Regions from separate parts of the Homo sapiens genome. Here region 1 is linked to region 2. Evidence: read pairs that join two places in POLR2A ChIA-PET (ENCODE). Cell type or tissue: Panc1. All regions are shown on one strand. Each heading gives the region's core, and the rest is flanking DNA. Links, peaks and the distances in the headings are about the cores only. Region 1 overlaps RPS27A (ribosomal protein S27a). Region 2 has its middle 60 kb from the start of RTN4.

The links. ChIA-PET counts read pairs that join two places held together with the same protein. Peaks named below come from ENCODE experiments on the same cell type or tissue, not always from the same donor. Only the 100,000 strongest peaks of a DNase experiment are listed, where the experiment ranks them.
Region 1: POLR2A ChIA-PET joins it to region 2 with 10 read pairs; 4 of 35 experiments call an interaction of 5 or more read pairs at or near these places.

The regions. Positions count from the first base shown.
Region 1 is chr2:55,234,694-55,242,693 of GRCh38, forward strand. It overlaps RPS27A (ribosomal protein S27a), which reads left to right. Exons shown (of 6, transcript NM_002954.6): 5 at 138-269; 6 at 735-1,160. The coding sequence ends at 884. It overlaps MTIF2 (mitochondrial translational initiation factor 2), which reads right to left. Exons shown (of 16, transcript NM_002453.3): 14 at 5,318-5,482; 15 at 2,595-2,735; 16 at 1,902-2,127. The coding sequence ends at 1,955. Among named protein-coding and RNA genes, the nearest start is that of RPS27A, 6.0 kb to the left of the region's middle. In Panc1, for the core only: no CTCF peak of the experiment used is centred there; no DNase peak of the experiment used is centred there; H3K27ac peaks cover 10 bases.
Region 2 is chr2:55,102,148-55,118,598 of GRCh38, forward strand. It overlaps a transcript of RTN4 not described here. Among named protein-coding and RNA genes, the nearest start is that of RTN4, 60 kb to the left of the region's middle. RefSeq lists an enhancer at 13,926-14,220. In Panc1, for the core only: no CTCF peak of the experiment used is centred there; DNase peaks (open chromatin) are centred at 7,323, 7,554 and 9,796; H3K27ac peaks cover 6,274 bases.

The DNA.
Region 1 (8,000 bases), core at 1-8,000, 130 kb after region 2:
TTATTGGGTTTGGGGGCTGCAAGATTCCCTCAAATGTTATTGTGTGCTGCTACTGCTTTTAATTAGAAAATGCATAATGTTGGGTGTGCCCATTCTTAGTGGAATCATGAAAGCTTGCTTCATTCTTCCATTAACAGGAGTCTACTCTTCATCTTGTGTTGAGACTTCGTGGTGGTGCTAAGAAAAGGAAGAAGAAGTCTTACACCACTCCCAAGAAGAATAAGCACAAGAGAAAGAAGGTTAAGCTGGCTGTCCTGAAATATTATAAGGTGAGCCAGTTAAAGGGCAGAATGTCAGCAAAGTCTTGGCTTATTTGGAAAACTTAATCTTTATAGTACTTGTCAATATTTTCTTGGACTTAAACACCCAATATTATCCCACTTTGGTTTAAATGAGGTATTCTGGAAATGAGAAATTCAGACTTTCTGGGGTTTTTCCTGTTTGGTATTTGAAATCAGTTATGTAATAGGGTTCTGAGTTTAAAGTCGGGTTTGGGTTCAGGTCTTTACCTTTGTCTACCACTTGCAAAGCTGGCCTTTAGTGTTCAAAAGTCCCAAGACTTCTGAATGTTTTCATTGTAGCAATGATAACTGGTGAGAATTTAGGGTGCTTTGGTTTGTAAGCACCAAAACCACCAGTATTACACAGTTAAAAGCTTAAATATTTTGAGTCACTTAAATTAGACTTCAGAATGTGTTGTAAAATTATCTTAACAGCAGGTTTGTGCTTTTCAGGTGGATGAGAATGGCAAAATTAGTCGCCTTCGTCGAGAGTGCCCTTCTGATGAATGTGGTGCTGGGGTGTTTATGGCAAGTCACTTTGACAGACATTATTGTGGCAAATGTTGTCTGACTTACTGTTTCAACAAACCAGAAGACAAGTAACTGTATGAGTTAATAAAAGACATGAACTAACATTTATTGTTGGGTTTTATTGCAGTAAAAAGAATGGTTTTTAAGCACCAAATTGATGGTCACACCATTTCCTTTTAGTAGTGCTACTGCTATCGCTGTGTGAATGTTGCCTCTGGGGATTATGTGACCCAGTGGTTCTGTATACCTGCCAGGTGCCAACCACTTGTAAAGGTCTTGATATTTTCAATTCTTAGACTACCTATACTTTGGCAGAAGTTATATTTAATGTAAGTTGTCTAAATATAAGCCAGTTTGTGTTTCTGTCCATTTCTTGACCTCAACACAACAGACATTTGGGGCCAGGTAATTCTTTGTTGTGGGGTGCCTGTAATCCCTATGCTTTGGGAGGATCACTTGAGTGTCCAGGAGTTCAAGAGCAGCCTGGGCACCATAGCAAGACCCCCATCTCTGTAAAAAAAAAAAAAAAAAAAAAAAAAGTAGGCTGACTCCTATGGTCCTGCCTACTGGGAAGTCTGAGACAAAAGGATCCCTTGAGCCCAGGAGTTGTAATTAATTATGCATTGCATTTCAGCCTGGACAAAACCCTGCTTCCAAAAAAAACAAAATGCATCCTCAGTCTCTGGGTGTTTCAGTGGAATGCTTGCTGTCTGTTGTACAACGCTTGGGAATTTAATGTTTGTTCAGGATGGATCCCTATAAAGGAATGATTACTTATTTGTACTGTTAACAGTAAAAGACAGTTTAGTTTCAAGCAGGACTGGGGTAGCCTATCTTCCTTCGGAGCTCAATTCAGGGAAAGCTGGTTCACTTGATAAGCCTCTTAACTAAAGCATACACTTGAAAGAAATCGGTGATGTATAAATAACAATTCACTTTTACCATATTGCCAGTCTTTCCATTCAAGGATTTCTAGTTGGAGGCATCCTTAAATAAGGTTTCCTATTTCTGAGCACTTTGACAGTTTGTGCAAATGCATATGAACACATGGTAAAACAACTTAGATACTTTTTGGCCAGTAGTAGTGCATTTCTACCTTCAAACAAACAACACGTTGAGTTATTTACATTTTTAATGTAATTTTAAAATCCTGGATCCCAAGAAGTCTTGGCTTGAATTTGCTTTTCTTCATAACAAACAATTCTGTCTCCCACTTGAAATTCCATATTGTCTTCATCTAAACTGAGACCACAATCCATTCCCGTTTTGACAATTGAAATGTCATCTTTATGGTGTTTCAATGAGGTTAATGAGCCTTAAAAAAGATAATTTAAGGTTAGTATATTCAATAAATGATAAGTACCTACTAAATACTACATTATGTGGTGTTAACCAGGAAATTACACTGAAATTCTTAAAAATTTTATGGTCTTGTCAAGTTAAATGATGGGACTAAATACCAGGGGAACCCCCTCAAAAATGAAGTTTGCTGTGAATAAGACTTGATTTGTAACAAAATAACCTAAATCTCCTATTTCAAAGGTAGACATAAACTTTTTGCTGAGGACAGGATGGTACTCAGGACTTGAATGGGTAAAACCAACATACATCTCAGGCAAAGGGAACCCATCAACTACAGACAATTTAGGGGTTTCAATAGCAATAAGAAATGGCCTGAGCTGAGATTATGGGCATGAAAGATGAACAGATTTCAGATGGTTATATAGTCAACAGGTCTTGGTGACTGGATATGCTATTATAGGAGATTTTGATGTTGCTTACCCTTCCAAATTACATGTCCATTACGGGTTAGTTTAAATTTTTTTTGTTTTTCTAACTGTCCCTTTTGGACTCTGCAGCCAGCCACAGGAACTTTTTTCTTCCCTTCTGTTACAGAGAAGGTAGCTAGTATAGATGCCTCACCTTTAGGAAGAAGAGAACATTAATGTGCAGAAAACTAAAGATTCTGATAAATACGTAATTTCTGACATTCTGTGGTATAAGAATTAAAGGTATGACAAAAATCCAAATTCATGCCTAGAAAAAAGTCTGGGTTTCTTTAACTCCAATTTTATTTTCCTGACCAATATTAAGAATAAAAATGAATGAAAATCTTTGGCTATTCTTTTCCTTTTCTTTTTTTCTTTTTTTTTTTTTTTTTTTGAGACAGAGTCTCACTCTGTCATCCAGGCTGGAGTGCAGTGGTGTGATCTTGGCTCACTGCAACCTCCACCTCCGGGGTTTAAGCGATTCTCATGCCTCAGCCTCCCGAGTAGCTGGGATTACAGGCGCCCACAACCACATCCAGCTGATTTTTATATTGTTAGTAGAGACGGGGTTTCACCATGTTGGCCAGGCTGGTCTCAAACTCCTGACCTCAAGTGATCCACCCACCTCAGACTCTCAAAGTGCTGAAATTACAGGCGTGAGCCACTGCACCCAGCCATCTTTGCCTATTCTTGTCTGCTCCATGAAAACCTTGTTTTAAGCTTTCCTTCAATATATTTTCTAGAGTAGATCATCTATCATTACTTTATTTCTCTGTTATTTTTTAAAAAAAATTTTTATAGATGGGTCACCCAGGCTGGAGTGCAGTGGCATGATCATAGCTCACTGTACCCTCAAGCTCCTGGGCTCAAGCAGTTCTTCTAGATAGCTAAGACTACAGGTGCGTGCCACCATGCCCACTAATTTTTTTATTTTTATCTTTCTTGTTGTGGAGGCTGGTCTTGAATTCGTGGCCTCAAGCGATGCTCCTACCTCAGCCTCCCAAAGTCCTCGGATGACACGCTTGAGCCACTGCACCTGACCTCATTATTTTTCATTTTGCCACAGGTAATTTATATCTACTTAGAAGTACTAATTCTACTAATTCTGAGCCTGGTTTTTTTTTTTTTTTTTTGAGATGGAGTTTCGCTCTTGTTGCCCAGGCTGGAGTGCAATGGCGCGATCTTGGCTCACCAGCAAACTCCGCCTCCTGGGTTCAAGCGATTCTCCTGCCTCAGCCTCCCAAGTAGCTGGGATTACAGGAATGCGCCACCACGCCTGGCTAATTTTGTATTTTTAGTAAAGACGGGGTTTCACCATGTTGGTCAGACTGGTCTTGAACTCCCATCCTCAGGTGATCCGCCCGCCTCGACCTCCCAAAGTGCTGGGATTACAGGCATGAGCCACCATGCCCGGCCGAGTCTGTTTTTTTTCACTGACTAAAAATACAAATTCCAATAATGAAGTAACAGGCACTATAATGAACCAATTTTCTAGGGTGCTATTTTACTACTGTTATTTGTTAGTGTTATCTGACTGGTGTCTTTGCTTAATCCTAGAAACCCTCATGACTCAGTTTTCCACATTGCTCTTAGCACAAGAACATAAAAATCTCTGTACGATCATGTTGAGCAGGTCAGAAAAACCTAAAATAATAAATCTGTTATGTAGACCAAAAATGCAAAATCAAATCTCATCATGGGGAAACACTGGACAAATCCAAATCAAGGTACATTCTACAAAATAGCTGTCCAATATGCTTCAAAAATGTCAAGGTCAAAAACAAAAATTGAAGAACTGTTCCAGATTAAATGGAGCTAGAGAGATATGACAACATGGATATATTATAATCCATGATCCTGGACTGGGGAAAAAAAGTATACTGTTGGGACAACGGACAAAATGTGAATATGGACTGTGTATTAGATAAGAGCATTGTACAAATAAGTGTTAAATTTCCTGAGTTTGATTAGTTCTGTAGTTTTATAAGATAGTATCCTTTTGCTTAGCAGATGTACATATTTAGAGGCAAATGGGCACTATATCTCAAACATTTTCAAATGGTCCAGGGAAAAAACATCACGTGTGCATGGAGCAGGACAAAAATGAGGCAAATAGGACAAAATGTAAACAACTGGTGAATTAGGTAAAAGATATATAGGAGTTCCTGGTTTTTCTCTTGCAATTTTTCTGGAAATTTAAAACTATTATCAAAATTAAAAGTTAATAAAAAAACACAAAATCTACGTGGGGAGGAAAAAAAACAGATGAGGTGATTTAATCAATTTTAAATATACTCAGTCTTTACTCTGGCTATGATATATGCTAGAAACAATATTTTTAAATATTTAATATTTAAATGTAAATTTTCTTCTTATGGTAGACTTCTCTGCCAGCCCCACAACAAAGTCAACAGCTCTTTCCATGACACTGTTAATAATCTTTATGCGTTCAATAGTAGTGTAATTTGTATTATAATTATTTGTTCATATTTAAACTGGAGGGCAAGTTCCTAATTCCTTATTTGCTTTTGTATCATCAAGGCACAGGCACAATGTGTTACACAGGGCAGGTGTTTACATAAGAAGTTACAATGGATTCTCATGGTAGTCATTTTTTTCTAGAACACAGGATATATCTTTCAACATTGAAAACGTTTCCTCTAAGCTTTGCTTTGAAGTGCTATTTATAGCACCTAATATACTAATTTTTAAAAGTAACATTCAGTGATCACTCACCTACTGGGTGCTCTTCCACAGCACAGGGTAATCTGCTGCTCAGTTCCTCTTGCAAATCTTCAACAAGACGGTAAATTATTTTGTGAAGTTTAATTTTTACTCCTTTTTTTGCAGCTGACTGTTGGATAACATTGCCTGCATTCACATTAAAGCCATATATAACACCTAGCAAACAGAAATATGATCAATGAAGTAGCACAACGATTACATTATAATCATTTATTTGTCTTTCAAGCAGAAACTTGAATCTAAATTGTTTTATTTTCTAAATTAAAATAGCAAATAAGAGGCCAGGTGCAGTGGCTCACGCCTGTAATCCCATCACTTTGGGAAGCTGAGGCAGGTGGATCGCCTGAGGTCAGGAGTTCAAGACCAGCCTGGCCAACATGGTGAAACCCTGTCTCTACTAAAAATACAAAATTAGCCGGGCGTGGTGGTGGCACCTGTAATTCCAGCTACTCAGGAGGCCGAGACAGGAGAATCGCTTGAACCCGGGAGGCGGAGGTTGCAGTGAGCTGAGATCGCGCCACTGCACTCCAGCCTGGGCAAATAGAGCAAAACTCCATCTCAAAAAAAAATAGCAATTAGAGGAGGTTAGAAGGTCTATGACTTTTTTTCTCACCAAAACTAGTACGTTTTCCAATTGATGAAAGAATTTTATAAACTGTATTGTGGCTTGTTTAACAAAGAAAATTTCTTTATAATTTTAAACCCATTCATTTAAGGAACATTAAGTGCCTATAACGTGTAAAGCAGTATGCTAAACAAAATTTGATTTTCATACCAGAGAAATAAAAACACAAAAAATGACCAGGGCTAAAATACTATTCCTTCATTTTAATAACAATTACATTATTAAATTATAATCTTATTGTCTACAATTTTTGTGGTTTGCACTTAGGTATTCAGATGGCCAAAAGATGCCCAAAAATAGTGACTTAAAGGGGTGGATGGAAAAATAGTGACTTAATTGGTAAAGGTCAAGAGTTATTTTTAAGAAGCAAGTTTCATGGAGCTGACCATTTTACCAACAAACAAATAATATATTTAACTGTAAATACTTTGGGAGAAAAAAAAAAGCAAAACACTCTTGTCTTAAACAAAATGAATGAAAAAAATTAACCTGGACGGGCACGGTGGCTCACGCCTGTAATCCCAGCACTTTGGGAGGCCGAGGTGGGTGGATCACCTGAGGTTGGGAGTTCAAGACCAGCTTGACCAACATGGTGACACCCTGTCTCTACTAAAAATACAAAAATTAGCCAGGCATGGTGGCAGACACCTATAATCCCAGCTACTCAGGAAACTAAGGCAGGAACATCTCTTGAACCCAGGAGGTGGTGGGTGCGGTGAGCCAAGATTACGCCACTGCACTCCAGCCTGGGCGACAGAGCAAGACTCTGTCTCAAAAAAAAAAAAACCAACCCAAAAAGAAAAAAAAGCAAAACACTCTTGTCTTAAACAAAATGAATGAAAAAAATTAACCCAAACAGTTTAATCAGGAGAAAAACACAATCACCTTGAAAGTCCTATCATTAAGAAGCCATTCAGGCCGGGTGCAGTGGCTCACGCCTGTAATCCCAGGACTTTGGGAGGCCGAGGTGGGTGGATCACGTGAGGTCAGGAGTTTGAGACCAAACTGGCCAACATGATGAAACCTTATCTATGCTAAAAATATAAGAATTAGCCAGGTGTGGTCGTGGGTGCCTATAATCCCAGCTACTCGGGAAGCTGGGGCAGGAGAATCGCTTGAACCCAGGAGGGAGAGGTGGCAATGAGCCAAGATTGCGCCATTGTACTCCAGCCTGGTTGACAAAAGCAAAACTCCGTCTCAAGAAAAAGAAGTCATTCAATTGGCTAGGCACAACGGCTCATGCCTGTAATTCCAGCACTTTGGGAGGCCAAAACAGGTAGACCACCTAGGTCAGGGGTTCAAGACCAGCCTGGCCAACATGGTGAAACCCTGTCTCTACTAAAAATACAAAATTAGCCAGGCATGGTGGTGCACGCCTATAATCCCAGCTACTCGGTGGGGGCTGTGGCAGGAGAATCCCTTGGGAGGCAGAGGTTGCAGTGAGCCGAGACCGTGCCACTGCACTCCAGCCTGGGCAAAAGAGTGAGGCTCTGTCTCCAAAAAAAAAAAAAAGAAAAAAAAAAGTCATTTCAATATCTTTCAATACACTATCTGTATTACAGCACAGTGCTAAGCCAGTCAGTGCCTACCAAATACTTTTAATTAATCAGTTAGATGTTACCTCTATCCTTTTCAGTAGTAGAGGTGATATCTAACTCTAATCAAGTCAGGTTTCAAAGCATCTCTTTCCTAAATGATTCCTAATCACTCAACAAATGTTTTTGCTTTACTAGGTGTTCGACTTTATTTAACAGTCATGAGTCCCCCTTTTTGTGTATCATAAATTCAACTAATAAAGACAGTTCCCTGCCTTCTAGGCTTATAAAGCTAAAAAGAACTTTTGCTGTAAAAAGATACGATGTATAAAGTTATCAATTACCAAAGATAGGCAGCCAAAAGTAAAAGATGAAGGAAAGAACTGAATAGGGTGATTACAGTGTTAGGAACATTCAGAAGTCTGATGAAAGATATGAGAAATCAACCTTGGGATAGTAAAGAACCAGGAGGAGTAGGGAGAGGGGGCAGTAATGGTGCTTTTAAAAAAAAAAG
Region 2 (16,451 bases), core at 3,391-11,390:
AAATCATGCCTAAATCATTTTTCAGTTCTTTGGAGCAGATGACGATTAAGGGGGAAAGGGAAGGAGGGATCAAAATGTTCACTTAAATGGAATTTAGTTTGTTTTTGTAAGGCTGAAATCCCTTGAAGATGGTATATAAACTACTACTTTAGGCCAGGGGGTAGCAAACCTTTTCTGTGAAGGGCCAGATAGTAAATCTTTTAGGATTTGTGGACCATGGACCATGCTGTCTCTGCCAAAATGGCTCAACTCTGTTGTTTTACGGCAAAACAGCCATAAACTACACATAAACAAAGGGACATAGCTGTGTTTCAATAAAACTTTATTTGTGGACGCTAAAAATTTTAATGTTATATAATTTTCACATGTCATTTTTCTTTTGATTTTTTTTTAATCATTTAAGATGTGAAATTCGTCCTTAGTTGGCAGACCTCACAAGAATCTGGTGGCTGATTGGACTTGACACATGGCCAACTGCCAGTCCCTGCTAATAGGCCAGTGCATGGTGCTTGGGATCTGCTGCTTCTCTTTGGTCCTGGTATTGAAGGGTAGGAGGTAGGAGAGGAGAATCCAAGAGATTTATAAAACAAAACTCTATAGATTTTCTAAAAACAATTTGTAAGACAAAACTCTATTGTTTTTCTAAAGACAATTCAAATCTCTTTATTAATCTAAGAAGTTACTATCGTGGCCGGGTGCGGTGGCTCACGCCTGTAATCCCAGCACTTTGGGAGGCTGAGGCGGGCGGATCACCTGAGGTCGGGAGTTTGAGACCAGCCTGACCAATGTGGAGAAACCCCGTCTCTACTAAAATTACAAAATAAGCCGGGCATGGTGACACATGCCTGTAATCCCAGCTACTAGGGAGGCTGAGGCAGGAGAATCACTTGAACCCGGGAGGCGGAGGTTGCAGTGAGCTGAGATCACACCATTGCACTCCAGCAACAAGGGCAAAACTCCGGAAAAAAAAAAAAAAAAGGAAGTATATTTTTAAAAGTTTATAAAACATTTAAAGAAACAATGAGTTTTAAAAGGATGCACCTGGAGAACATTATGCTGAGTGACATAAACCAGAAACAGAAAGATACTGTATGATCTCACTTACATGTGGAACCTAAAAAAGTCGAACTCAGGGCAGAGAGTAGAATTGTGGTTACCAGAGACTTGGGAAAGGGAAAAATGGGGAGATGATGATTAAAGGGTACAAAGTTTCAGTTATGCAAGATAAATAAGTTCTGGAGACCTATTATATAGCATAGTGCCTATAGCTAACAATACTGTATTGTACACTTAAAATGTGTCCAAGAGGGTAGCTCTTATACTGAGTGTTCTTACCCATACACACACAAAAATTAATAATATTAATAATAAAGGGGCTGGGAGAAAACTTTAGGAGGTGATGAATATATTTATGGTCTTGATGGTAGTGATGGTTTTATGGGTATATACTTATCCTTAAACCCACAGAGCTGTGTACTTTATTTTTTTCCCTCTTTTTCTACGTCTCACAGAAGACTTCTATACAGTTGTATACTTTAAAAATGTGTAGCTTTTTTGTTGTTGTTGAAACGGAGTCTCGCTCTGTTGCCCAGAGTGGAGTGCAGTGGTGCAATCTCGGCTCACTGCAACCTCCACCTCCCGGGTTCAAACGATTCTCCTGCCCCAGTCTCCCAAGTAGCTAGAATTACAGGCTCCCACCACCACACCCGCCTAATTTTTGTATATTTAGCAGAGATGGGGTTTCACCATGTTGGCCAGGCTGGTCTCAAACTCCTGACCTCAGGTGATCCACCAACCTCGGCCTCCCGAAGTGCTGCAATTACAGGAATGAGCCACCGCACCTGGCCTATGTGTAGCTTTTTATATGTAAATTGTACCTCAATAAAGTGTTTTTTGTTCTTTTTATTCACTTATTTATTTTGAGATGGAATCTTGCTCTGTTGCCCAGTCTGGAGTGCAGTGGCACTAGCTGGGCTCACTGCAACCTCCACCTTCTGGGTTCAAGCGATTCTCCTGGGTCAGCCTCCCCAGCAGCTAAGATTACAGACACGCACCACCACACACGGCTAATCTTTTTTGCTTTTTTTTAAGTAGAGACAGGGTTTCACCATGTGGGCCAGGCTGGTCTCAAACTCCTGACCTCAAGTGATCCACCCACCTCGGCCTCCCAAAGCACTGGGATTACAGGCGTGAGCCACCATGCCTGGCTGTTTTTTAAATTTTTGAGACAAGTCTTGCTCTGTTGCCCAGGCTGGAGTGCAGCGTTGCGATCTCAGCTCACTGCAACCTCCGCCTCCTGGGTTCATGATTCTCGTGCTTCAGCCTCCCGAGTATCTGGGACTACAGGCGCATGCCACCACATCTGGCTAATTTTTGTATTCTTAATAGAGACAGGATTTCACCATGTTGACGAAGCTGGTCTCAAACTGATGGCCTCACGTGATCCACCTGCCTCAGCCTCCCAAAGTGCTGGGATTACAGGTGTGAGCCACCGTGCCTGGCCTTGTTTTTATTTTTTAAGGGCAGCTCTGAATGAAGAGACATCCATTCCTTCCTATTTTTCTTGCTGAGCATTGGGAAATAATAATTTTTTTAAAAAAAGAAACTTCCTAGATTAATAATGAGAAGTAGTATCTGTTTATTGTTTTGTTTTAGTTTTTTGTTATATATGTCTTTTGAAACAGAGTCTCATTCTGTCGCCCAGGCTGGAGTGCAGTGGTGCGATCTTGGTTCACTGCAACCTCAACCTCTCGGGCTCAAGCGATCTCCCCACCTCAGCCTCTCAAATAGCTGAGACCACAGGAGCATACCACTACGCCAGGCTAATTTTTATATTTTTTGTAGAGATGAGGTTTTGCCATGTTGCCCGGGCTGGTCTCAAACTCCTGAGCTCAAGCAATCCACTCACCATGTCCTCCCAAAACGCTGGGATTATAGGCGTGAGCCACCTGGCCCTGCTCATTGTTTTCATTAGCATTTCTTTGATTACTACTTATGTGAACTTTTTCACATTTTTAGGCCTTCCATATTTCTTTTTTGTGAATTACTCATTGCCTTCCCCCCTTTTTTTGCTATTGAAGTTTTTTTTTTTTTTTTTTTTGAGACAGAGTCTCACTCTGTCACCCAAGCTGGAGTACAGTGGCACGATCTTGGCTCACTGCAACCTCCACCTCCCAGGTTCAAGCAGTTCTCCTGCCTCAGCCTCCTGAGTAGCTGGGATTACAGGCATTTGCCACCACACCCGGCTAATTTTTGTATTTTTAGTAGAGATGGGTTTTCGCCATGTTGGCCATGCTGGTCTCAAACTCCTGATCTCAAGTGATCTGCCCACTTCAGCTTCCCAAAGTTGTGGGATTACAGGCATGAGCCACCATGCTGGCTGAGATTGTTTTTCTAATTTATTTTACGCAAGCTCTGTATATTGTTACTGACCCTTTATCTATTATTAAGTAATAAATATTTCCCCATTCTCCCTTGCTGTTTTATTTTGTGGAGTGTGTTTATGATAGGTAATCTTATTGTAGTCAAAAGCAATCTTTTCTGCTGAGTGTGGTGGCTCATGCCTAATCCCAGAACTTTGGGAGGGGAAGGAAGCAGGAGAAACACTTGTGACCAGGGATACAAGACCAACCTGGGCAACATAGAGAGACACCCCGCCCCAGACTCCACAAAAAATTTAAAAGTTAGCCAAGTACAGTGGCACATGTCTGTAGTCCTAACTACTCTGGAGGCTGAGGCCAGAGGATCGCTTGCACCCAGGAGTTCGAGGCTACAGTGAGCTATTATCATGCCACTGCAAGCCAGCCTGGGTGACAGGAGGAGACCCCCATCTCTAAAATAAATTTTTTAAGCAATCTTTTATTTTGTATCTTATTTCTTTTCTCTTATGCTTAAAATATACTTCACCTTTTCAAAAGCACATATTCAATTATATGTTCTACTATTTGGGGGGTTGTACTTTTTAATATCATACTGTTGAGATTTGGTATTCGGTTTGTTATATAAGCTAGAGATCCAAAGCCATAATTTTCTAAATAGCTCACCTATTTTCCTGTGTTCAAATCCTTCCTCATCTGTAGTCCCAGCTCAGACGCACATATTCCACTTGGGTGACAGCTCACCCTACCCTGAATTTCTTGCCCTCCTCCTCTTCTTCCTCCCCCATAGCTTTTCCTTCTTTCTCATAATATAATCATCTGTGCATATATCTTCTATTGCATCACACTGTACACTCCTTGAGAGCTGGGACTGAGTTTGTTATCTTTGTGTCTCCCAAAGCCCTCATCCAGGGCCTCACACAGTTGTGAGAGGAAAGGATAAGTGATAATGACAAATTTCTAGATACATTTTGTTGCAAGTTTCATGTAATATTTATTAAACTTTTTTTTTTAAATGGAGTTTTGCTGTTGTTGCCCAGGCTGGAGTGCAGTGGCGTGATCTCGGCTCACTGCAACCTCTGCTTCCTGGGTTCAAGTGATTCTCCTGCCTCAGCCTCCTGAGTAGCTGGGATTACAGGCGTGCACCACCATGCCCGGCTAATTTTTGTATTTTTAGTAGAGATGGGGTTTCACCATGTTGGCTAGGCTGGTCTCGAACACCTGACCCCAGGTGATCCACCGGCCTAGGCCTCCCAAAGTGTTGGGATTACAGGCGTGAGCCACCATGCCCCGTCTTATTGAACATTTTAACAAATATTTATTTTTGTAAGCCTAAAAGTGATTCTTTGAATGTTTAAAGAAAGTGAACCAAAAGACAGTACACAAACACTAGCACCTGAATGCTGAATATCACCGTAAGTGTAAAATCATATATTTTAGAGTAGTGTGAGCTTTTAATGTTAAGTCATATTAAACTCTTAAATTAAGCAGACCCAGCATTGGCAGTGTAGCTGTAACTTTCTGATGTTAATAAAAACAAAATTGGTGACTCAAAATTAAATCATGCCAAGGTTTTGATACATTTGTCTTAAGATATTAATGAAACACTTCAAAACACTGATATGAAGTGCCCAGATTCTCAGATGTTTGTTGAGTGAGTTTTGTTTAGTTGCGTGTATTTTTTTTTTTCAGTGAATGTCTGGCACATTGCAATAATCAAACATGTGCTTATTTTTCTTGTATTGGCATAATCAGTGACTTGTACATTCAGTGATAGCATTTAAGCAAGTTTTATCAGCAAGCAATATTTTCAGTTCATAAATAAGTTTTAAAAAATCTTGTAAGGATTTAAATTTGCTGAATGTAAAGACTGAACCTCAAAAAAAAAAAAAAAAAAAAGGAAAGAAAGAAAGGGTGAGTGATGGCTACTCTAGGCCCTACTTTCTTGCCCTTGCTCATTCTCACAGGGGAAGGCAGAACAAACCTCACAGCCAGTATGAGACTGCCTGGCTGGTACATCTGGGGGGGTTTTGTGGTGGCTAGGAATCCAAAGAAGCTCTTATTTGAACAACAAGGCTGGTATTTATAGAATAAGTTCAGGCACTTCAGGCTAAGCAGACACAAAAGTGAGCAGAGATGGTAGTCAGGCTCTGGGTAGATAAAGGGTGCCCTGGGCATCCAGAGGCCCAGTATCTATGAACATCAGGAATGTCTGTGCCACTCCCCAGACAAACAGAGATCCCAACTCAGGATTTCTCACCCTTGGTCAACTATAATTACAAAAACAGAGATTGTGAATAGTTCTGCATGACTCTGGAAAGCCTGTATGTGGTATAGATAAATATACACTAGATTCTGTACAACCTCATCATGCCTTTAGCTACATAGAGACTGGACTTTAAAACACACGTTTCCCATCCTGTTAAATTCGGTCCTTTTTTTTTTTGAGATGGAGTCTTGCTCTGTATATAGCCCAGGCTGGAGTGCAGTGGCACATCTCAGCTCACTGCAACCTCTGCCTCCTGGGTTCAAGTGATTCTCCTGCCTCAGCCTCTCAACTAGCTGGGATTACAGGCGATGCCACAATTCCCAGCTAATTTTTGTGTTTTTAGTAGACATGGGGTTTTCCCATGTTGGCCAGGCTGGTCTCGAACCCCTGACTTCAGGTGATCCACCTGCCTCGGCCTCCCAAAGTGCTGTGATTACAGGCGTGAGCCAACCCACCCAGCCCAGTTCTTTATGTATATAGATATATGGACAGCTATAGGGAAATGTGATTAAGCATTTTTTTAAAAATTGCCCATTTCAGTAGTAATCCCCAAATTCTAAGCTAGAGAGCATTTAGTTACTTGAGTGCTCATCTCTTGCCAGGCAGGAGAGGGAGAAGGGTGAAGGGGCTCCAGCATCGGGGATGGGCCTGGAATTCCACTCAGGGTGAATGATAATATTGAGAACTGAGGGTTTAGTAGGTTCAGAATCCCTTGCTAGCCATACTGAATAGGGTTTGTTTTTCTTACAGAATTTTGAGAAGAACCAGTAAGAGCAGCTCTAGTGGAGGGATGGGGGAAGAGGGGTAATAAAAGCAGATTACACTGGATTTGGAAATAAGAAGCCACAGGGCCATGCCCCTATCCTTACCCACCTCTCCTCTCTTATTACTTTGATTCCCATAAAGAAATAAATATTTAGGTTGGCACAAAAGTAATTGCGGTTTTTGCCTTTACTTTTAATTAAAAACATTAATGGCAAAAACCGCAATTACTTTTGCACCAGCCTAATCATAGGCCAATTTCTATGACTAAAATCCCAAAAAATAGTAAGACTAAGAATCTACAGGAGCTCTTCACAGCCATATTCCTCACAGAATAATTCCAGGAGCTCTGTGCTAAACACATCCCTAAGGAAACTCTGTGCAAAGAGAAGATCAAGGCCAGCAGCTTTTTCAGGTCTGCAGCGTTTCCAAGTGACAGCAGGCTCAGCTGGACACGTCTCCAAGTACAATTTCTAAATTATGAGAAGTGGGATTGTTTTAAATCGATACATCGAACCTTTAAACACACACACTTTTGAAACGTTTCAGCCACAGCTGTTAAAAGATTGATAAATTTTAAGTTCCTGAAATACTGAAATGAAAAAAACAGTTATATATTAGAAGAGTGCTAAATTCCTTTAAAAATAAAAATGCACTAAAGGTTTAAGAGCACAGCCATAATTTTTAGAACCCAGCAAGTGGATGCCTGCATGGGACAAAGTCACTGAACAGCCTGAGCCCTTCAATAATTAATAGATGCAAAGTTAAAGAAATGTCAATGCTGATAATAAATTGCTCAGGGTGACTCAAATGCAGCTGCTTCTCTGCTGATCACTTCTGGTATTAACTGTGCTTACAAAAGCAAATACCTCATACTCCTTCCACTCTATAGAAAAACCAACAGGTACAGTATCACGTAGCTAGGTAGGCCTTGAATAGAAAAAAGGGTAACTCAGCTTTGACAAGGACATTTATCTCTGGAATTTCTGTCCTCTGAAAATATTTGTTACTGATACTCACTTGCTATGCCCCAATTCCCTGATTCTGCTAAAACACCTTTTAGAAAAGGAAGCACTGGAGCAGGGTGTTTACTTTGTTGATGCTCTGGAGCAAGGGGGTGTTACTGTATATGTTCCATGTTAGGGGTTTGTCCAAGAAAAAGGAGCAGATGGCTAGTGACTCAGAGCATATGTTGACCCGAGTGCCCTTTGGCAAACAGGAGCTCCAGGCAGAGAGTAAATATGCCCTAAATATTTGAAAAAGGGAATCACTCAGCCAAGAAAAGAGGAGTCTGAGGGAGCACCCTAAAACAATCTTAGCCTTGTAGAGGGATATTATTTATTCCCTGGGGAGAAAACTGTTTCTCTCTTCCAAAAAAGAGTGGACATTGAATTTATATTCAGAAGTGGTAAGAAAAATAAGGGAAGGATGATAAATAGTGAAAGGAACAAAAGAAATTCTGGAATCTCAGGGCTGGGCGTGGTGGTTCACACCTATAATCCCAGCATTGTGGGAAGTCGAGACTGGTGGATAGCTTGAGCCCAGGAGTTCGAGACCAGCCTGGGCAACATGGTGAAACCCCATCTCTACCCAAAAAATACAAAAATTAGCCAGGTATGGTGGCCTATGTCTGTAGTCCCAGCTACGTGTGAGGCTGAGGTGGGAGGATTGCTTGAGCCTGGGAGGCAGAGGTTGCAGTGAGCCGAGTTTCTGCCACTGCATTCCAGCCTAGGTGACAGAGGGAGACCCTGTCTCAAAAAAAAAAAAAAAAAAAAATTCTGGAATCTCGTGCCTCTCATCAATAGAAAGCAGCTGTAAAAGAAGCAGAGGCATAGCCCAAATGGCCCCTGAGTACCCCTTCTCACCTTCCATTTCCTTAGAATGGTAGATATTTGCCCAAGGTTACAATAATATCAAAACAAACAGAACAATCAGGAATACCCTATGACATATCACAGCCAATAAAGGCTCAAAAAATTCTTGCTGATGAAGAAAACAAATGTTCCCAAACAGCATTTCCTGGTTACTTATCAATAATGCAGACCAATGTCAATCTATCTGAGGGCGCATATACGTCCATTTGGATCCTTTAAAAAAAACTGTCTCATTCTTTAAATAAATGTCAAGGGTGTTTACTCCAGAAATAAAATAGAAAGCCAACCTCAAATCAGGAAAAATACAGATTAAAAATATATCTACGCCAGGCCAGGCACGGTAGCTCATGCCTATAATCCCAGCACTTTGGGAGGCCAAGGCAGGCAGGTCGCCTGAGATCGGGAGTTCAAGACCAGCCTGGTCAACATGGCAAAACCCTGTCTCTACTAAAAATACAAAAATTAGCTGGGCGTGGTGGCACATGCCTGTAATCCCAGCTACTTGGGAAGCTGAGGCAGGAGAATTGCTTGAACCCAGGAGGTGGAGGTTGCAGTGAGCCGAGATCGTACCACGGTACTCCAGCCGGGGCAACTGAGTAAGACTGTGTCTCAAAATAACAATAATAATAATAATAATGTATCTCCGCATGGGGGATAAGGTCTGAAAAAAAGAAAAGAATAAAAACAAAATAAAAACAAATTGTCTTTATTTTTACTTGCTTGCTTGCTAACCTTGGGAAATTTGCTAGCTGCAAAGTTGCTTTTTATTTTCCAATAATTCTTGAGGGATCACTGGAATACTTGCATGAAAAAAAAAAATTCACTTTAACCTCACTCTTCCGAGATTTTAAAAACAGAGCAAGCACAGAGATAACAAAGAAACCTTTTTCAGAGGCACCCTCAAATCTTAGGCCCAAATAGATGGTGGTATCAACAGAAACAACGAAATATCCATAGCAACTGTGGAAAGCAGATTCTCATCCCATAGTGAGATAATAAATAAAGTCACTGCCTTTTGTGACACCTTACTCAACCTCAGACAGAAATAAATGTTCCTCACTCCTGTTCGCATAAATCCACCTAGCTAGTGTTTGTGGGAGCAGAGGGAGGATTGTTCCCCAATCCAGGCCCACGAAAGTGGCTTTGCCTTCCACAGCACCTCCCACCCTCTGCTGGGAGTCACAGACCTCTCCTAAGGACCCACTCAGGAGGGTGTTTGGGGCTGTTTAGGAGGAGGGGTCTCCACTGGCTAGTTTGGAGGAAATTCAACGAAATCGAAGCCCAACTGTAGGGGCCATGTACAGAGTAAGTGTTGAAAAAACGTTAATGTCCACCCTTCCTTTATCCAGACACATTGAACAGATATTCACTGAAATGTCCTTAAAAAATCTACCTCACCCCATGTCTATCCATCTTCCCGAATGCTGCCTGCCTCCTGCCTTGTGACCAGCTCTGCCGGCAGACCCTGCAGTATGACTCAGCGTGTTGAAATCCGCCTCTGTGGGCACGCACTGCTCTCAAAACTGCTTCAACCACCAGAAGCAGTTAATTGCAATGAGTCTCTGGGGATCCTGCTCCAATGGCGACACTCAAGAGGAAGCAACCACCTAGGCAATACCTTCCTATTAAATGCTACCAAACTCCAGAAAGAGCGTGCCTTGGCTTTGTGAGGAGCTCAGAGGCTCTGAGAGGCCCCCTGTGGGGGAGCGTGTTCAGGACTATATGAGGCCTACCTTCCCAGCTCACCTGCACTGGGCTGAGATGATGGTGGTGACAATGACAAATAATACTAAGAAGAAAGGTACCACTGACTGAACACTTATCATTTGCTAAGCACTTGGCATATGTTGCCTCATCTACCCCCGGACAGCAACCCCGTAAAATCCTCATTTTACAGGTGAGGAAACCAGAGGTCACAGAGCCAAAGTCAAGTGGTGATTAAGCAAGGCTTGAGCCCAGACTGTGGGGTTAGGGGTCTAGGCTCCCAACCACGTCAACACTACTGGCTTTAGAGCAGCTGCACTTTCCACACTAGTATTGTTCTAAATCTAAGCACGGCCAGAGGAAAGAATAGGAAGCTCCACACTGACCTCTAAGCTTTTTATAGAGAAGCATCTCCCCAGACACAGCCCCTCCAGCGAGCCTGGAGCCGGGCTGCCTCAGCTGTGTCTGCAGCAGTCCTCAGAGGCCCTGCTGGAACCTGACCCTGAAGCTCCCAGCATCCACGCTGCCGCTGGCTCCCAGCCCCGCCTTGCGGCTCGAGCATAGCCATGAACAGCTCTGATGAATTATCTACCAGAGGAGAACTCCAATTGTATCATCAAAAGAGAGTTGGGGATTATCTGTTATTTTCATTGTCCTTGCCACTTCAGCCGCTATTTATTCAGAGCTGCTCATGGCTCTGGCTTCCTTGTTTTATTTCTTCTGCCAACCCCCAGCTGGAGTTTCTGGAGCAACCAAATAGCTAAAAACAAAAAGAGGAAGCAGCAACAGTCTGACATTTACAAAGATGGAAAAATTGCTCTCTAGACACATGACAACAAACTGTAGAAAGAAAAATTGTGGCAAGATCAACGTGAGCAACTGGGAGCTCAGTGGATGGTCCATAGATAGAAGGCCCTGGCCACACTGTGATTCCAGGGCCCCAAAAACCACCAGCACTGGTGTGAGAAGGAGGAAGACCGTGACCTGACATTAAGAGAAAGGCTATGTCCTGTGCTGTTGCTAGAAAAATAAAAAGGCCACCACCAAAAGAAGCCCTCTCCTTTCTTCTGCGAGGAGGGTAAGCAGTGCAGTCCAAGGCTTCCTGGGGTGGGAAAAGGTGTATTCTCTTCTTTATGTGTGGAAGCCTTGCTTACCTGTAGAAGAGGATCCCTCAGGACTTCAGAACTGTGGTTTCTACAGACTGGGGCATGTTCAGGTCAATGTGGAACTGAATTCAAGCCTTATCAATACTCACAAACAACAGAGGAGGATCTCAGGTGAGACTATGACTACCTCCCACTCATTTAGCATCCCTGGCTACTCTGTCCTCTTTTGGAAAGCTTCTGTCTGTCTCTCTGAAGTGGGTAAAAGAGACAAGGGTGGTGGTGGTAGTTGCTCTGGGGGAGAAGTTGCTGCAGTAGCCCTTGTTTCAATTGAACAATATTATGGATTTCCGTCCAGCAAGTGACCTCTCACTCCGGACCTGTAGGGTCCATGCAGTCCAGTGTAAGTAAATTGGCTCTATCAGCCTGGTTTCACAACCCACATCATCCCAACTCTACCCTACCCAAGAGTTGCTAGAAGCACCTATTACTCCTGTAGAAGGTGAGGGAGAGGTGACCCCCAGTCCAAAGTGACTGGAGACCATGACTGACTGACCAGCCCAGAATCAGAAGGCTAAGGAACCACCTGTCTAATAGTCTGGTGCCAAACACAGGCCCTTCACTGCTCTTGGGAATGTTCTCGGCCATCCCTTCCTGGCCAAAAACAGAATATCAACTGCTTCTGAACCTGGGTCCTAGGCAACTAAACTGGGCTGTGAAAGAAACATCTATGCTGAGCCTATTGCTCCCTGAAATGGCCTCACAAATTTGCTTTGGAAACCATGAATTTTTCAAAACTTGATTTTCTTTGTACTTGTTGAAAGTTTTGTTTTCATCTTAAAATGCTAAATATACAATTTATCGGAAAATATAGCTAGATTTATATTTTTCCAGTCAGCAGTTTGGAATCGTCTGTCTTTACATTAGTCTATAATAAGACAGGCACACTTAGAATATTTTATGATGTCACTTTTTCATTCTGGGACTTGGTGCACCATTTGCACCAAGTGTTGGTTTGTTCCACCTCTCTCTTTTGTGAATTAGTCTGCAGCTCCACTTTGCAGTTTGAAATGTGAGTCAGCAAAGGAGAAACTCACTTCTCTATGAAGGGGATGGAGCTGGAAAGGAACAAGGAGGCTCCAAAGTCCAGGTCATGTTTGATGTCTCCTGATTAACTCCAGGCCGGGCGTGGTGGCTCACACTTGTAATCCCATCACTTTAGGAGGCCGAGGCAGGTGGATTACTTGAGGTCAGGAGTTCGAGACCAGCCTGGCTGACATGGTGAAACCCCGTCGCTACTAAAAATACAAAAATTAGATGAGCGTGGTGACGCACGCCTGTAATCCCAGCTACTTGGGAGGCTGAGGCAGGAGAATTGCTTGAACCCAGGAGGTGGAGGTTGCAGTGAGCCAAGATTGCGGCACTGCACTCCAGGCTGGGTGATACAGTGAGACTCTGTCTCTAAATAAATAAACAAGTAAATAAGTAACTCCAGAGAACCACAGAAAGTTAGTACACCTGTTCTCCAGACTGCCTTTAAAAAGGCACGTTCCTCCTCTGAAGCTTCCCTGGGTGCAAATGCTCACGGGTGGCAATAGCGTGAAGAATAGCCACCCCCATTCATCTCCCCTTGTCAGTCCCAGGTTCACTAGAGGGTGCATCAGCTTAAAGATGCCTTACGAGATAGAGGTATTTATTAACTGTTACCACCATTGATGCCACACCAGCACATGCATGTGGGCTGACAGGTTTCATGTACTTGGGATACAGAAGCCACAGCTAGGAGAGAATATAAAAACTTCTCCCTTCAGACAATTTGATTTTCCAAATCATATTCTTGGTATATGGGTTAAATTATGCATATTAGCTTTTTGTGGTTTATATAACTAGTTACTACAAATTAGTGGCTTAAAACAACACACATTTATTATCTTATCAGCTCTGTAGGTCAGAAGTCTGACATGAATCTTACTAGGCTAAAATCAAGATGTCAGAAGGTCTGTATTCCTTTCTACAAGCACTAGAGGACAATCTGTTTCTATGCCTTTTCTGGCTTCTAAAAGCTCCCACATTCCTTGACTCCTGGTCCCCTTCCTTCATCTTCAAAGCCAGCAATAGCTGGTTGAGTCTTTCTCACATTACATCACTATGAAACTGACTCTCCTGCTTCTCTCATTCTCTTATAAGAACTTCCGTGATTACACTGGGCCCATCTATATATATAGGTAACAGGGATTAGGATGTGGACATCTATGGAGAGGAGGCACGATTTTGCCCACCACACTGTAGAAGATTTCTAGAAATCTGAGAATAAAGAGATAACATCCTTATCACAAAATCATGAGAAACGAAGGCTGGGGTCCACCCCCGTCTTAAGCTACTAATGCTACTGCCCAAGAAAGCAGTCTGCTCCCAATAGCCCCTCAGTAGTCTATTCCGGGGCACTATGTTTTTGTCATCAATAGAAGAAAAGCATTCTGTCTAGCTCATCCTTTCTGTACATTGCTTCTCCTCTTACCACATATGGGCAGGGAAATCTAGCAACTTGTATATCTGGCTCAAAGTTAAAGTCACCAGTGTGCTGCTATGAAACTACTACCTCCTCCCCACAGTTCCTTTATGCCATCCTCTTATGACCATTTTTTAACCCTTGAAACATTTTGATGACTCAGTGCTGCAGAATCCCAGCTCAGTGTGATTCAAGGCTTCAGGGTAAGCTAGTAAGCTAGTGCTTTGTAAAGTGACAGCAAAGACCCTCTGGGTGCATTCAACATGGCTACTGTTGTGGCCATTAGCTTCCATTGTGAGAGACAACCCCAAAAGAGGATCATATAACAAGGAGATGGGGACTAGTCTTTTTTTTTTTTTTTTTTTTTGAGATTGGGTCTCACTTTGTTGCCCAGGCTGGTCTCAAACTCCTGGCCTCAAGCTATCCTCCCGCCTGGCCTCCCAAAGTGCTAGGATTATAGGCATGAGTCACTGCCGGGGCCTCATTTCTAATTGTTTCATCAGGCTGATCCTGGACCAGCAGCTGATAAGACTCTGGCTGTGCTAGAAGCCATGTAAGAGGTTTGAAACAGATAATGGGAGAAACATATCAAGAATATCAGAGCCTTGACTTCAAATGATGATAAAAATAGATATACAACACAGTGGTTAAGAGTGTTAAAATGCCTCCACACCACATATTAGCCATGGGATCCTGGGTAAGTTTCTTAACCTCTCTGAGCCTCAGTTTCCTCGTCTGAAATTCAGGATAACAATAGAATCAATTATATAGGATTCCAGTAGCTGATACATTGGAAGCATTCACTGTTAGCTAGAATTATTAGGCAGATGCTAAGCACTTTACGAGCATTTCTTAATTAATCATCAAAATAGCCCCATGAGGTATGTACTATTATTATAATCTCCATTCTAAGATGAGGATGAACTTATAGTCACACAGCTAATGAGTGGCAGAGGCAGGACCAGAATTCAGGTTGGTCTGACTTAAAAGACCATGCCCTTAACCTCTGTGGGGAGCAAGATTCTAGGGGAAAAGACTGGTCAATAACTGCAACTTAGATGTCTCATCTCTTCGACACTTCCCAGAACTCTCCTTTATGCATAGCTGTTTCTTTTTCTTTCTTTTTTTCCTTTTTTTTTTTTTTTTGAGATGGAGTCTTGCTCTGTCACCCAGGCTGGAGTGCAGTGGTGCAATCTTGGCTGTCTGCAACCTCCACCTCCTGGGTTCAAGCAATTCTCCTGCTGCAGCCTCCCAAGTAGCTGGGGCTACATGTGTTCGCCACCATGCCTGGCTGATTTTTGTATTTTTAGCAGAGATGGGGTTTCATCATGTTGATCAGGCCAGTCTTGAACTCCTGACCCCAAGTGATCCACCTGCCTTGGCCTCCCAAAGTGCCGGGATTACAGGTGTGAGCCACCGCACCCGGCCAGATAGCTGTTTCTTACGTGATGGATCAGAAAACTTCAATGAAAAAAGCATAAAGACAGACATGTGAGACCTTGAAATAGCCCTGGGTCATCTTGGACCTGATCCAATGTCACACACTGGTTGAATATTGGGTTTCGAGGCTCCTGAAAGCTCATGCCTTCGAGCATTCCCTTCAATGAGCAGCCTCTTCCTGAAGGGCCTCCTAACCATCACCTCAAGCTCATCCTGGAACAGAGAAGACACAGCTAGAGCCCTGGAGCAGCAAGTCCCAATCCTGACTCGGCAGCATCCCAGGGAATAACACCTGGCTCAAGGAGCACAGTGAAATCCTCATTAATCAAATTAATTTTAACTTGCTGTAATTTTAAAGGAGAATCTATGCTTTTCTGAGGGGTTGCTATGGATCTAAACAATGAGAGGGCGTGGCAGCTCTGGAAAGGGCAACAATTGCTGTGTTAAAAGCTTCATGAAATCTCACAGACAAAATATGCAAAAGAAACCAGACACAAAGAAGTATGCACTTCATTATTTCATTTAGATAAAGGTCAAGAATAGGCAAACTACTCTGTGCTATGCAGGGATGCAATCTTTGATGGTAAAAATATAAAAAAAGAAAAAGGCACAGAAGCCAGGAGAGTGATTACCTTTGGGGTAGGGAAGGGAGTTGGAATTCCACTAGGCAAGGGTCTCCTGGGGTGCTGGCAATGTTCCATTTCTTAACATGGGTGGAAATGACATAGGGTTCCTTTTATTACAATTCATTTGGTTTTATAAGATTCCCTTTATATAATGCATCTATGCAGTTTTCTGTGTGTTATATTTCATAATAACAAAGGTTGGTTTGTTTGGGATTTTCTGTTTTGTCTCACTAAGGAAATTTGTAGCAACCCCACCCCTGAGAAGACTGAATTTCTAACAAGCTTCTAAATGTTGCTGATGCTGCCACACTTTGGATAGCACCGATCTAGTCTACTCTCAAAATTTTGCCCCATCTTTTAAAAGACACCCAGGGCTGGGCATGGTAGCTTATGCCTGTAATCCCAGCACTTTGGGAGGTCAAGGTGAAGGATTGCTTGAGCCCAGGAGCTCAAGAACAGCCTGAGCAACATACTGGGACCTTGCCTCTACAAATATTTTAAAAATTAGCCAGGAGAAGTGGTGTGCCCCTGTAATTCCAGCTACTTGGGAGGCTGAGTTGGGAGGATCGCTGGAGCTCAAGAGGTCAAGGCTGCAGCGAGCTGTGTTCACACCATTTCACTACACCCTGGGCAATGGAGCAAGACCCTGTCTCAAAAAAAAAAGACACCCAGGAAGAAGTTTCACATGATAAAGGGTATAGAATATGGTCCTCTGCTTCTAGTGGACAGACTATTGAATCTAGTTCACGATTCTTTTGTAAAACAATCCTCCCTGCCCCCCAAAACA